Regions from separate parts of the Mus musculus genome. Here region 1 is linked to region 2. The links are chromatin loops, found by intact Hi-C in ENCODE. Cell type or tissue: left cerebral cortex. All regions are shown on one strand.

Evidence for each region. Peaks named below come from ENCODE experiments on the same cell type or tissue, not always from the same donor. Only the 100,000 strongest peaks of a DNase experiment are listed, where the experiment ranks them.
Region 1: it touches region 2 in a loop (2.9-fold over the local background); 2 of 42 quality-filtered maps call a loop at or near these places.

Annotation. Positions count from the first base shown.
Region 1 is chr17:48,930,528-48,933,027 of GRCm38, reverse strand. It overlaps Lrfn2 (leucine rich repeat and fibronectin type III domain containing 2), which reads right to left and starts at 446. Exons shown (of 3, transcript NM_027452.3): 1 at 210-446. In left cerebral cortex, CTCF peaks have their summits at 1,000, 1,200 and 1,873; DNase peaks (open chromatin) are centred at 727, 1,016, 1,235, 1,812 and 1 more place; H3K4me3 peaks cover 1,730 bases; H3K27ac peaks cover 1,567 bases.
Region 2 is chr17:49,012,704-49,015,203 of GRCm38, reverse strand. All of the region lies in intron 1 of Lrfn2 (leucine rich repeat and fibronectin type III domain containing 2), which reads right to left. Among named protein-coding and RNA genes, the nearest start is that of Lrfn2, 81 kb to the right of the region's middle. In left cerebral cortex, a CTCF peak has its summit at 1,233; DNase peaks (open chromatin) are centred at 1,125 and 1,401; H3K27ac peaks cover 754 bases.

The DNA.
Region 1 (2,500 bases), 82 kb after region 2:
TCCCCTTCCCCCACTCTATCAAAACACAATATAGAAGGAAGGATGGAATAGAGAAGGCATCCACAGGAGTCTATAGGATGGAGGAAGTCCGCAAGTGAGGCAGGAAAAGAGGCAAAGTTCCCCTGTTCCCCCAGGTGCGCACATCCCTGCGCCCATCTCCCGCGGACACCCAGCGTCGCCAAGACGCAGCAGCAGCGACAGCCACTCACCTGGGCAAGGCGGCATCTACCCGTGGCGGGGAGGCTCCAAGGCCGGCTCCGCAGGGCGCCCGGGCTCCTTGGCTCGGCCACGCATCCTTCCTGGCCGGAGACAGGCTCACGCTAAGCGCTCCAGCTGCAGCGATCCAGCGAAGGCAGGCAGATGGTGGCCTCGGACCATCCACGCGGGGAGAGCCCTGAGCAGCTTATTCAGTTATATCCATGGCATTTAGCAAGAAGAAGGGGCGGGAGGGGGAGTACAACTTGTGCTCTTCTCTTCCAGATTTTAAAAAAATAAGGGGGAAAAAGGATAAAAAAAGATAATCCCTTCTAGGAAGATGAGGGTAGGATTTTCCTTGTTGAAGAACCCCCCTGGCATCCCCAGGAACCTGCAGCCTCTTGGAATGTGGGATGTCTTCAAGTTCAGACCAGTCTGTCGTGTGTGTGTGTGTGTGTGTGTGTGTGTGTGAGCAAGGCACTCACACCCACAGGCACACACACACATACACTCCCCCGCACTCCCCGCATGCACACCACTGGCCCCCCCCACGCGTGCGCGCAAAGCGCTCTCTCTCTCTCTCTCTCTCTCTCTCTCACACACACACACACACACACACACACACACACACACACGCAGCGGTCGCACGCACGGATCTGTGAGGATGCTGTGCGGGTTATGCAGGCAGCTGCGGCCAGCGGTGCAGACAGCCTTAGAAACCCAAGGCGCCCCAGGACTCCGAGGCAGAGCGAAGCGCTCTGTCCCCGCCGGGCTCTCCAGCACTGCAGCCCCCAGTGGCCGCTGGCGGAGCTGCAGTAGCTCCGGACCCCAGATCCTGCTTCAGCCGGGATCCACAGCCCCGGAGGATCCTCGGTTCTAGCAGCGTTGGTTCGGAGTAAATGGGTTGGAACTGCAGCCCAGCGGGGCCGCGAGCCCTGAGAACCCCGAGGACCCGCTTGATCCGCCGCGCAGTGACACGACAGCTCCTGCGCACGGTTATCCCCGCGGCCAGGTCGAGTCCGTACTGCCGCCTCTCGTGCAGAGTACGCCTTGCACACAGCTACCAGCCCGCCGCCTGCTGGAGGAAAATTGGACCGCGTTGGCTCGGGGCTGCGGGTGGGGTTGGTGATGGGAGGATCGTGCCCACCCAGCCCTGAACCCAGCTAGGAGCCATCACTTTGGCTCCTATAGCAACCCGTGCTAGTTGCACACGACACACACGACAGACTTTTCCTGAACATTTCAAGACTGTCTAGGCGAATGGAAGCTCTTGTTTGACAGCCCAGCAGACCATCCTCCTCCACCCACCCTCACGTGACATAGTACGATTCCGAGGTTCTAGATTAAAGCGAAATGTCTAAGGCACGTGGTAGGTAGCAGAGTAATCACTCTGGGCTGGTCGTAGGCTTAGAATCACCAAACTAGTTCAGCAGAGTCTTAGTGGCCTCTGGGCTCTCAGTGGCCAGTTTCTGGGGAAGGTAAGCCTAGGGTTTGAAGTGCCGCCGTATATTTCCCTGTAGAGGACATGAACTGGGGAATGCCGATGTTGCTCCAGCTCTTAAAACCAAGGGCAAAGAGCATGCCTCGATTCATGTCTGCTTTCGCTTGTTCCGTGCACCTGTCCCAGATACCCACAGGGAGGCACATGTGTCATGTGGATTATGTCTCTGTGGTCCAACAGTGGCTCGGCTAGACAGGGCTGTACAGAAGAACCTGTCTCTTGCCTATCTGGGCACCCCAGCTGGGTGCATACCTACTGAGGCGCAAACAGCGAGGGAGGTCTCCTGCAGGGCAGGAAGGAAACTGTCAGATTGGTACGCCACAAAGACCCTTGGTGACAAGCTCTTCCCTGCAAAGATTCTGGGTAGCCTGACAGAAAGGAGGTATGGTTAGGATGCAGCTCAGGGTGTAAGGGGTGGGCTGGCCCTGGAAAGAGGGAAGGTGACTCCAGGAAAGAGGCAAGCAGGAGCAGTGGTAGAGGTGGGAAAGAGAGGAAGACATGAATTGCTGAACCTGAGAGAACATGAAGAAAAGAAGGGGACACAGGGGCAGGAAAGAGGCACCTGCTCAGAGCATTCCTCTTTGGTTACCTGGGTTTTGCATAGTGTCATAATTAAGAACTATATTACTATAATGAACATAATAATTTAAAAATGAAACTAAATAGAATAATTTTTAAGGTGGATAGAGTGGAGAGGGCATGCAGTCTGAGGTAATGTCTGAATTCTCCCGATGGGGCGGGGCTGAAGGCTAGACTACTCTAAGTAGACTCATCTATGAAAAGATGGCACTGGAAGAGCAAGGT
Region 2 (2,500 bases):
GATTTTGGTCAATGATTTATCTTTAGCAACAGAAAATTGAACTAATACAGAAAATCCTTAAAAGCCATGTCAACTATCAGGGTGTAGACCATACAGGGAAAAAGATGTGAGAGATGGGGTGGAGGGGACAAAGTTCCCTTCAGGGCCCACAGTTGGCCATTCCTAGGGGTGTCTAATGAGTAGACAATTAAAGAATGTTCAGTGATCAGTAAAGGTTTTTTTCTGGTTGGCCATTACCTTGGGTCTACAGCGAGGCAGTCAAGAATTCAGAGACACAAGTTCATTTACATCTAGAAAACAAATCACTGTAGTTAACCAAATATGGAGGTTATAAAGTGATGTGGGCCTAGCTAGCAGGCAGGCCCTTGGGAACTTCCAAACCTTGGTCTCCTCATTTCTAGAATAGGAAGAAGAGAGCCTCTCTCTCTCTCACCACCTGAGAAAGCTTCAAAGAGAAATCACCTAATGCGTACATGCTGTGGTTAGTGCCGAGAAAGACAATCAGCAACATTGCCATTTGGTTTTTGAGCCGTGTCTCTACTAATTCTTAATTACCAGGGGCACAGACACACACACACACACACACACACACACACACGCCCTGATTAAACCTCAGGCCAGCACTAGAGGCCACATTGTAGCTGGGACATCACTAGGACAGTGAGACATGTAAGCACAGACTCAGAGACTCGAGGTTCTGGGAGGCAGAGGAGATCCTTGCCACCACAGACCTCAAAGAAGGCGTCTCTCTCCCATGGACGAGGTGAGGAATCTGAGTCAGGGTGTGTCCGTCATCCTCCAGCACAGCACAGCACAGCGAGGCTCAGGAGGCAGAGTGAGGTGTGTTTCTTTCCTGTTGCTGTGACAAAAGACCCTGACAAAAGGCAGCTTGAAGGGAAGGAGTTTGATCTGCTTTACAGTTCCAGAGGGGTCATGTTGGGACCAGGGACTTTGGGATGTGGGGGTACAGGGGTGTGGGGAGTGGGCATGGCAGCCGACAGGTGTCCTGAGCAGAAAGCTGGCTGATCACATTGTATCCATACTTGTGAACTTGAGAACAGGATATGGAGCCCTCCTCCAGTAAAGCACTGCTTCCAGAAAGGCTCCACCCCCTAAAGGTTCTAGCACCTTCCCACACACCACCAGCTGGGGACCCAGTGTTCAAACACCAGGCTCTGGAAAAGATTTCATATTCAAACTACAAGTTGATCCTCCACTAGCTGATGCCTGAACCAGTTGTCTGGGGCCCCACATCTCCCTGGATTCCCATCTGACCTTCTGTATAGAGCGCTAGGCACATGGCACACAGCAAGAGCACTTGTTTTCCTGCTTCAGAGAAAAAAATATCCCACCACCATTGTCAAGATGAGAAGAAGAAGGTAGCTCTAGCCGGCAGGGTGTGAGGACAATCTGCCTGGGAAGTGACAGAGGATCCAGGTCTGCAAGATAGTCACTCTCCCAACTCCCGGCTCAGCCACGAGGCAAGATGGCTGTTGTGTTTACAAAGATTCAGGGACTGCGGAGATGGTCTAGTGGATAAACTGCTTGCTGTACCAAGTTTGAAGACAGGGGTCTGGAACTCTAGGGCCCACAAAAATGTTGAGTGACCATGGTGGTCTGCCGATTCATGCTTAGAAGGGAGATGGGATTCCTCAGGGCAAGCTAGCTGGCTAGGCTAGCCTATCGGTGAGCTCTGGGTTCCATTGAGAGACCCTGCCTCAACAAGTAAAGTAGAGAGCAACTGAGAAGACTCCATAAGCCAACCTCTGACCTACACACATACACACACACACACTGCACACAGGGATATGCATACACACACATACACACTGCACACAGGGATATGCATACACACACACATACACACTGCACACAGGGATATGCATACACACACACTGCACACACTGCACACAGGGATATGCATACACACACACACACTGCACACAGGGATATGCATACACACACACATACACACTGCACACAGGGATATGCATACACACACACACTGAACACAGGGATATGCATACACACACACTGCACACAGGGATATGCATACACACACACATACACACTGCACACAGGGATATGCATACACACACACTGCACACAGGGATATGCATACACACACACTGCACACAGGGATATGCATACACACACACACATACACACTGCACACAGGGATATGCATACACACACACACACACACTGAACACAGGGATATGCATACACACACACATACACACTGCACACAGGGATATGCATACACACACACTGCACACAGGGATATGCATACACACACACACACTGCACACAGGGATATGCATACACACACACATACACACTGCACACAGGGATATGCATACACACACACACTGCACACAGGGATATGCATACACACACACATACACACTGCACACAGGGATATGCATACACACACACACAGGGATATGCATACACACACACATATACACTGCACACAGGGATATGCATACACACACAC